Linked DNA regions of Homo sapiens: regions 1 and 3 are each linked to region 2. The links are chromatin contacts, found by Hi-C or POLR2A ChIA-PET in ENCODE. All regions are on one chromosome and are shown on one strand. Each heading gives the region's core, a stretch centred on a gene start or an enhancer-like site at or near the end of the contact. The rest is flanking DNA. Distances are from core to core; before and after follow the strand shown.

The links. Hi-C counts contacts between places; a loop is a spot of excess contacts on that map. ChIA-PET counts read pairs that join two places held with the same protein, here RNA polymerase II (POLR2A). Pooled maps may share reads with other maps.
Region 1: a pooled map shows a loop between it and region 2 (11-fold over the local background). The contact joins the promoter of LINC02332 here to the promoter of CHD8 in region 2. A Hi-C loop is called at or near these places in 5 of 50 pooled maps.
Region 3: a map of breast epithelium shows a loop between it and region 2 (10-fold over the local background). The contact joins the promoter of CCNB1IP1 here to the promoter of CHD8 in region 2. A Hi-C loop is called at or near these places in 2 of 168 maps with a recorded cell type or tissue (breast epithelium and naive thymus-derived CD4-positive, alpha-beta T cell), 3 of 37 single-sample maps with no recorded cell type and 13 of 50 pooled maps. POLR2A ChIA-PET finds 5 or more read pairs at or near these places in 2 of 52 experiments (GM10248 and activated CD4-positive, alpha-beta T cell).

The regions. Positions count from the first base shown.
Region 1 is chr14:22,555,639-22,558,666 of GRCh38, forward strand. LINC02332 (long intergenic non-protein coding RNA 2332) reads right to left here and starts at 1,424. Exons shown (of 3, transcript NR_146543.1): 1 at 1,313-1,424; 2 at 1,154-1,215; 3 at 673-884. It overlaps LOC105370399 (a long non-coding RNA gene), which reads left to right and starts at 928. Exons shown (of 2, transcript XR_007064066.1): 1 at 928-1,928. RefSeq lists enhancers at 470-569, 620-959, 1,820-2,029 and a silencer at 1,070-1,119.
Region 2 is chr14:21,454,716-21,457,918 of GRCh38, forward strand. CHD8 (chromodomain helicase DNA binding protein 8) reads right to left here and starts at 1,408. Exons shown (of 38, transcript NM_001170629.2): 1 at 1,317-1,408. It overlaps LOC124903283 (a long non-coding RNA gene), which reads left to right and starts at 1,682. Exons shown (of 2, transcript XR_007064064.1): 1 at 1,682-1,762. RefSeq lists enhancers at 1,151-1,840, 1,705-2,256, 1,871-1,920, 1,931-1,980, 2,257-2,808.
Region 3 is chr14:20,331,491-20,334,570 of GRCh38, forward strand. It overlaps CCNB1IP1 (cyclin B1 interacting protein 1), which reads right to left and starts at 1,789. Exons shown (of 7, transcript NM_021178.5): 1 at 1,764-1,789. RefSeq lists an enhancer at 1,559-1,868.

The sequences.
Region 1 (3,028 bases), core at 174-2,673, 1.1 Mb after region 2:
GGGATGGGAATGTCCCTTGTCATCAATGTGTCCCCAGGAACTAGAACAGTGCCTGGCACACAACAGATGCCGTTAAATGAATAAGTGAATGACTCCTGCAGTTAGGCTCTGGGTGGGGGGAGCTGAGTGTGAGGAGTGGGGAGTACAGGAGAAAGGAAAGTGGGGATTAGTAGAGGAAGTGGTCAGGTGAGTCAATGCTTCACAGTTTTGCCAAGAGCTAAAGTAACTTGTCAAGAACTTCAGAACAAGGAAAGCCTGAGTGGTGGCCCCTTGCTCAGGGCAGCCCCCAGGCAGGCACACATCTATCCAACAAAGCCTGGAGGACAGGGACTGTGGTAAATCACGCAGGGTACCTGGGAGTCTGACCTCACTGTGTGACCACACTGAGGTCCAGAGCCAACAGTCACTTTATGTGGGTTCGCCTCAGTTTCTCCATGAGTCCTACTCTAAAACCCATCTACCTCCGTGAGCCATGTGTGGGAAGACGAGCTTCTGACTGGGATGAGTCTGGGGGAGCAAGCACATGGAGACCCAGTGCTGTCATTCTGGCTGCCGGAAGGCTGCAGGACCACCAGCGCCCTGCGTCTGTGTCAAGGCCACCTGGGCAACGCGGCGAGGGGTGGGGAGTGCAGGCCTCCTTTCACACAGAGACACACAGGCCTGAGGCCTCTCTGGGTAGCACACATAGAGCTATATTTTGCAATTAATAAACAGGTCAGACATTGAGTCAGTAGCCACAAGTAGAACAGGAAGTGGAAAAAGTCTCCCACTTCCCTCCAGGTGTTTGGGGGCTGGGGCGGTCCCCTCCCATTTCCATGACGTCATGGTTACCAAGAGGGGCAAGTAGGGCACCCTTTGAAGCTCTCCCGCAGAAGCCACATCCTCTGGAAAGAAGAGTTTAAAATACTGAGTTAGAGATAGCATCGCCCCAGGCCACGTGCCGAGGGGAGCAGGCTGGGCCGTTACACCACCCCCCAACCGCAGGTGCAGCAAGGCCAACATGCCAGGCTGGGAGGGGCTGCCGGCCCCTCGGTGACTTGCACCGGGCCCGCAAGCAGGCTGGGGAGGTGCTGCTGGCCCCACCGCTGAGCCGCCTCCCTCACCGCACCTCTGCTGCCCCTCCAAACCAGCCAAGATCAGACCTTGATCTCACCTGATTAAGCGCTTGCTTAGTACAGGGCAGACCCTCGAGACTTATGCTCAGGCCAGTGTCTCCTGGGAGGGAAGGAGGTGGGGAGGCCGTATTTGCCCCCACACAGAGCTAGGGCTGATTCTCTGAGGGACCCCCCCCCAATAGCACCTCCCCCCTTACCCTGATGCTTGTCCATTAGGTGATGGCCCTAATGGACGCCTTGATGGACACGTCCGGGACCCAGGGACCCGGAGACCAGGAATCTGCTGGTCTCAGGGAGCCGCAGAACCTGAAACCCAAAAATACCAGGCTTGATCGCCTGCTCTTCGGTAGTGTCGCCATCCACCCGCATGGGGGCAGCAGCGCTCCACCAAAAAGACCTCTTCTCCCTTTGTCTGTTAATTCTGGAGATAGAAAGCCCCCAAAGTTTAGGAAAAGCTCTTTTCCGAGGAAAATAAAAGGGCAGGTGACTTTTATCCCACAAGTCCCTGCCCTGTGCCCGTCACTGCGCTGGGCGCAAGGCCTGTGTCATCCTGTCACATCCCCCCCCAAAGGAGAGGAGGGCCTGGGGCCTGGGCCGGCAGCAGGGGGCGCTGTTCGTCCGGGATCGTCAGACCCGCTCCACCCGGAGCCCTGGAGGAAGTGCCCAGGGAGGGCTGGGGGCCCGGAGGAGGCCTTGGGTTCGGAATTAGGCTGGCTGGAGTCCGGGATCCACCACATCATACACTCGTGCCTTTGGCAGGTCACTAACCGCCCACCGCCTCAGTTTCCCGGTGGGACGAACTCTCTCTCACAGGTAGTTTAAGAACCAGGCTTTCTTTGGCATTGTATACCTGCCATGTGCCAGGCTGTGTCGTGCTCTGGGGATTCAGTCTCTGTGCAAACTATGACTCCATACAGATGAAGTCCAAGAACAGGCAAAACGCATCACAGGTGATAGAAATTAGGGCACTGTTTGCCTCTGGGGTAGAAGGATGGATTGAAAAGGGGCACGAGGAAACCTTCAGGGGTGGTGGAAATGTTCCATATCTTTATCTTGGGTGATGGCTATATATATATCAAATGCATCATTAGTGTATTTTCATGTAATTATGCCTCAAGAAAGTACTGCTCCCATTAAATACACACACACACACACACACACACACACACAGAGTTTCTGTCTTCAAGGAGTTAACAGTCCAGTGAGTAGTGGGTATGAAAGAGATGTGTTAATGGCTGCAATTGCAAGACAGAGGCTTTTGTTACTATATTCTCCTCAGGCAGGAGTCCTCAGGCAGGAGGCAGGAGAACCAGTTGTTTGTCCCTAAGCGTCACTGCCCCTCACTAGCCTTCTCTCCTGGGGCCTTTAATTTTTCTGAGTCCCCATGTGTTATTATTCACATAGAGATAAAAATACCTGCCCACCTATTCTCAGTGTTGTTGAAGGGATTGAAAGCAGTAATGGGTGTGGAATGCTTAGTAAACTGAAATCCCAGTGCAAATATGAAGTGGGAATGCATCAGAATGCCCAGGAAGACGAACCATGACCCGAACAAGATGGGCTGGGCCAGGTCAGATGGCACTGCCATACTGAGAAAAAAGTGGGCTGGCTGCGGCTTCACACAGCCCGGGAGAGCTCAGAACTCCCCAGGCCCTGCCGGTGCGCTGGTGTTTCTCATAGTATGTGGCCACCTCTCCAGTCACTTCGGCCCTAGGAGCTTCTTGTTACACCATGATTTTGTCACTACCTCCGCAGCTTCCCACCTCCTGCTTCCGGCTTCCAGAAGGAAGCGCGTGATGGAGGGGAAATGACAGGGCCAGGAGGCAGCGGTCAGGCTGGGCCGAGTTTCTGACAGAAGCCAACACTTCTGGCCCCACAGTGCTCACGGCCTCCCTGACTCCTCACCACATCAC
Region 2 (3,203 bases), core at 158-2,657:
CTCTCTTGCAGCAGAAGGTCTTCTTACATGGAAAATGTTTTTCTTATCATAACTCTTTTTTTAAGGGTTGGGATAATTCCAAAGTACTTGAAATAAGTTTCTCATATCTTGCTCTATGAGGTTGACTAGAATTTGTTCTGAAACCTATTGGATGACCAATACAAAAGAAATTCCTAAGCAGAAGACACGATCTAATTAACTAACACAGGACACGATTCAAATCACAAACTCACTTTCGATATGTAATGTGCCCCACACCAGATGACTTCAGCATATGCTAACCTAGGCTGAGAATCCTTGACTGAGTCGACAAACTCAGAAAAGCATGGAGATGAAACGATCTGTAGACGCCGCTGTGATGGTAGGATGCAGCAGACACTGATAAGGCAGCTCCCCTGGCTTGTGTTTGGGGCGCTCCGCTGTTTATTCTTTAATAGAAAAAGACAGAGTTCTAAATCTTTGACTTCTGGCTCACTTTGCTTAGCCATACGAAAGAGATGGGTCCACTATATACCTTTTCTGTGAAGACCCTAACCGCTTCAAGACTGTCCCTTAAAAAGCAAGAGGCTGCTGCATTTATACAGCTGCTGCAGGGAAATTCCCTGCGACACTAGAGACAGGTAAATAAACTGCATTCGTTCCAAAGCAGGGGGAAGGGTCTTCTATCAGTGACGAGTTTACATAATGCAACGGAAAACCAGTGAGCTCTGCAGACCTGTCAAGGAGGATGCAAGGCTTGAGCTCCTCTCTTCCCACCATCTCTAAACATTCTCCAACAGCCTGCTCTTCACTGCCAGGAGACCCACAGAACTTACACCTGAGAATGAGTAACAATCTGCTTACGCTTACCCCATGCTTTCCTACCCACCTTTATTATTAAAATACAGAAGAAAAAAAAATAAAAAGAAGTAGAAAACCCTAACCACCTATTTCTGAATCCAAAGTATGGAGTAACCAAACGGGGCCGAGGAGTTTTCCCTTCTCTGAAGAGAGGAGAACAAGGCGCCGCCTCCAATCTACACTACGCCCAGTAATGCAATGACAAGCCCTGAAAACTCCACAGCGTCCCAAGCAGTCCCTCGCGGCTCGGCCCGGCTCGGACCCCGCGGCCCGGCAGCCACCCTCTCCCCCGGCCTCTCACAAAGGAGACTGGTTCAGTCCGGAGCATCACCCCGCACCTGATCCCTCACAACTGGGGGGCGAGCAGGGGGTGGAAGAGAGAGGAGAAGGAGTTACTTAAATCAAATCTCTGAGAGCCTCAGCTTTTGCTGACTCCTGGCCCAGCACTGAGGAGCGGGTGCGAGCGGGAAGCCTACCTGTGCAAGTCCTGGTACTTCCTTTCCAGGCAGCGTTTCAACTCACCCTCTCCGAGAACAAGGCGCCTTCCGGCGGAGCATGGCCAGCCCTCGCCTCAATCTAGCTTGCTAGTAGTCCATTCTCCCTAGGCTCCGCCCCCCTGCGCTCCCATCCGCCAATGGCAGCACCGAAGCCCGGCCTCTTCCAGCGAGCTAGTGTGAGCGCCATCCAGGAAGTCTCTTGAGGGTGGAAGGTCCTAGGAGGATGAGAAGGGTACGTAGGCGACCACAAATATGCCTGATTGAAAATAAAATCTGGCGGCGGCTCGCCTCTGACGACTCAGTTCACAGGCGGCCAGGCCCCTCGGCATCTTTTTTTGACCCCCGCCATTGGGGGCGCTGTGAACTAAAACAACACTTAGTTACCTACTTCTGGGAAGCCATCTTGGCTCGGACTCCGGGACTGGGTGAGAGTGCTTAAAGAATGTGAAGACCCTGTCGGTGTTCTGTCCGACTATCTAGGTCCAGCCCGAACATACTCTGCTGTATACACTTAGGAGGCCCCTCAGTCACGACGTGAAACCCTGGAGTAATGCCGTATGTGGTTACGGGCAACAACCACCACCACCCTCTCACTTAACTGTAGGAGTAAAGCAATTTTAACAAATCAAATAAGCAAAAATTAATTCTTCTAATGAGAGTGAAAGTTGCACTTTCCTAGGGTAATCCTTTATGGACACCTCACTCAAAATATCAGGACATGTATCTATTATAGGTGCTACTAAGCTTTAGGATTCACTGCAAATTTTCCAGTAGGGGCACTGTGAATCAGTTGGAAATCAAGAACAGGACTTAAGGAGGAATTCCTTTTTTTTTTTAAAGGCCTAATTTTTTTTTTTTTTTTTGAGATGGAGTCTCGCTCGGTCACCCAGGCTGGAGTGCAGTGGGGCGATCTCGGCTCACTGCAACCTCTGCCTCCCGGGTTCAAGCAATTCTCCTGTCTCAGCTTCCTGAGTAGCTGAGACTACAGGCTCCCGCCACCACGCCCAGCTAATTTTTGTATTTTTAGTAGAGACGGGGTTTCGCCATGTTGGTCAGGCTGGTTTCGAACTCCAGACCTCAAGTGATCCGCCCACCTCGGCCTCCCAAAGTGCTGGGATTACAGACATGAGCCACCATTCCTGGCCAAGAAATCTTTTTTAAAGTTGTGAGTGAGGGAATCCTTCCAGATTATTAAAGGAATTTCTCAAGGAGTAACATAATTGCATGGTCTTACATGATAGGAGCTCAGAGACATCAAGAAGTCATATGAGTGATAAGACTCGGCCTTAAGCTGGGCGCAGTGGCTCACGCCTGTAATCCCAGCACTTTGGGAGGCTGAGGCGGGTGGATCGCCTGAGGTCAGGAGTTCGAGAGCAGCCTGGCCAACATAGTGAAACCCCGTCTCTAGTAAAGATACAAAAAAAAATTAGCCGGGCGTGGTGGCAGACACCCATAATCCCAGCTACTCGGGAGGCTGAGGCAGGAGAATCGCTTGAACCCAGGAGGCGGAGGTTGTGGTGAGCCAAGATCTCACCACTGCACTCCAGCCTGGGCAACAAGAGCGAAATTCCATCTCAAAAAAAAAAAAAAAAAAAAAAAAAAAAAAAAAAAGACTTGGCCAAATACATTTCCCTGTGTATCAAAATCTGTCAGCCAAGACAGGCGCGGTAGCTCACGCCTGTAATCCCAGCACTTTGGGAGGCCGAGGCGGGTGGATCACCTAAGGTCCGGAGTTCAAGACCAGCCTGACCAACATGGAGAAACCCCGTCTCTACTAAAAATACAAAAGTAGCTGGGTGTGGTGGTGCATGCCTGTAACCCCAGCTACTCAGGAGGCTGAGGCAGGAAAATCACTTGAACTCGGGA
Region 3 (3,080 bases), core at 539-3,038, 1.1 Mb before region 2:
GCAAAATATCTAGAGTCCTTTTAAACAAGAATATACCAAAACCCAATTGAAATGCCTTTATGCCAACTGACTGATTTACAAGGTTATTCATTTGAGGGGGAAATATCAAGATCATAAACTATCTGAATACCTACTGATAAAAGCTAAATAAATTATAGTAGGTACATAAATTAGAATACTGAGTTACCATTATACCCTGAAAACCTACTGAAAAAATATATTTTTTAAAAAAAATAATTTTTAAAGAATACTATGTTACCATTATGAAGAATGTGAACACTCTACTCATGGAACTTAAGTGGAAAAAGTAAGACACATAGTAGAGTAGGTATAGTAAAAGGGAAGGATACCTACACATATTTGCTTATATGCATAAAATATCTTAGTAACACTGTTATGAGGGAGAGGAATTGGATGGCTTAGGGAAGGGGATAAGAAACTTTGATATCTTTTGAATTTTGAACCATGTGAATGTATTACCTATTCAAAAATATATATATATATGATGTGTATACATATATATATATATATATATATTTTTTTTTTTTTTTTTTTTTTTTTGAGACAGAGTTTCGCTCTTGTTGCCCAGGCTGGAGTGCAATGGCGCGATCTCGGCTCACCGCAACCTCCACCTCCCGGGTTCAAGCGATTCTCCTGCCTCAGCCTCCCGAGTAGCTGGGATTACAGGCATGCGCCGCCATGCCCCAAAAAATAAATTTTAACAATGCTTGAGAATTATAAAAATTATGGGAGGCCTACAAATACCTATTACTACATTCGATTAACTGGTTTATTATTTGTCTTTCTCACACTTTCTGCCTATAAGAATATCCAACACAAACATCACATTAAAATTAACATGTACCAAAAGAAAGGAATTCAGTGAAATGACATTGAAGGTCACTAAGCAAACTTTTTATGAGAAAACAGATATCCAAAATACTTGCTGTAAATAAATAAGTACTGCTTACTTCTAAAGGTACCTAACATTTATTACACACCAACTAGAGCCTAGTTTTTATATATTTTATCTGATCTTGGAAAGCTAAGCCTCGGAATGGCTCACTGCTTCTCCCAAGGTCACCAGAGCTGTAAACTGTGGCGCTGGAATTTAAATCTAGAGGCTTGCCCTGAACTAAGGTCCCTAATCTTTTTCCATAGCTTTTAAGGACACAATCACCACAGTGGCAACATTAAAAATTAGGAGCTCCTTTTAAGGCTTATCTGTCTTCAGAGTTTGCTGCCCAGGTTCACCAAGAAAGCCGAAATGATCTGAGCGAAGGCCAGGAGAAAGACAAGGTACGCTGCAGCTTCCACAAACCCAGTAAGGACCTGGGCCCTCTAGACACTCACCGGAGAATTAAACTCTACTGAGCTGAACGCCTTCTCCCGAAATCTGACCTCACCCAGGGAGATATAAATCAAAACAGCATTAGGATGATAATATCTTTCCCGCCAAGCAAAATGAAGCCGGCGTTTTCCAAGAACACACGCACTGTGCACATGAAGCACAGTCTATTGTTCCTGGGTCACCAGGACTCGGAGACGGAAGGCAAACCCAGTACTGCAGAGGCCCACGTGGAAACAAGCCAGGAAGAGCATTTCACTGCCTTCTCCCAACCTCCACACAGCCGAAATTAATCTCCTTGCGACTCACACACACTCCTATGCCGACTTGAAATAAAGGCCTGCCACCTGGGTATATAACTCAAATGGAAGAGAAATTCAAAACAATTAGAGAGCAAAATTAAGCGCACACTCACCAGCCCACCAAAACGGAGAGGGAAAGAAAGTGGAGAGACAGGAAGTCGCCTTGGGAAGTGTCTTCAGAACCTGATTGGCTAATGAGTTCAAGAGGATTCCCTCCTCCTTTACCTTAAAAGGTGCTGAAATGACGTAACCCACTCCACCCCTCTTTATGGACCAGTGATGCTTCTTGCACTATTTTTGGAGTGAACTTCTTAAACCGAGTTTCCTTTTGAGTTAATGTACTTAGGCAAAAACAGGCTAATTTAAGCTATTTATACACGTTGTTGTTTGCGTGGGCCTACTGCATTCTATTCTAAAGAATTTTCATCCCTTAAGGGTAATTTCTTATCCTTTGTGACCTCAACATGCTTAACTTATGCTAGGCAACAGATTCCATTATAAACAGTCTAGATCGATTCAAGTTAAAATTTACCTTCATTTTTTCCCCCCAGATCCAAAGCTGGCCTGATAAAATTTACCTTCAGGTAATCTTTGAACTAACAGGCTTAGTAGATAAAAGGTAGGTGGGTTAAGTGTTTTAGGCTTCAAATAAAATTTAGCTGATTTTGAATCTGAACCTTGCCACTTATTTGCACACATCTAAGCCTCAGTTCCAACTATAAAAAGAGGGAAAAAAGATGAAATCTTCCTACTCTGATGGTTATGAGGATTAAGTAAAATAATTTATATAATGTACTCAGTACAATGCCCGGTACACAGTACTCAACAATGTTAGCTGTTATTATTGTTATTACATATTTCTTGTTAGATTTATATTCCCAAGTAGACTATAAACAACTGGAGATCAAAGTGTACGTTTTACACATCTCCAGACAAAAACAATGACTTTCAATGCTGAGGACATAATTGATTAATCAATTATTTTGACTCCTCACATCGCCCTCCAGTTAAAGTATAGGTTCTTACTCTGTTAAATTTTTTTTTTTTTTGAAACAGGGTCTCACTTCGTGTCCCAGGCTGGAGTGCAGTGGTGAAATCTCGACTCACTGTAGCCTTGACCTCCCAGGTTCAAGCGATCTCCTGCCTCAGTAAGTAGCTGGGACTACAGGCGTGCACCATCACACCCAGCTAATTTTTGTATTTTTTTGTAGAGATGGGGTTTCGCCATGTTGCCCAAGCTGAAAGATTTCTTTTTAAGCCATAATTAGAGGACTCCCCGGCACAATATTCATCATTATTCTTAATAAATACTATTATAGTAATAGGGAATATATATACAAGTATGTGTTATATGTACAAATATACATGTAATGTGCAAATGTTTGAAGTATAAAGATTCAAGTTATATGGAGAAATGATACAACTCTAAC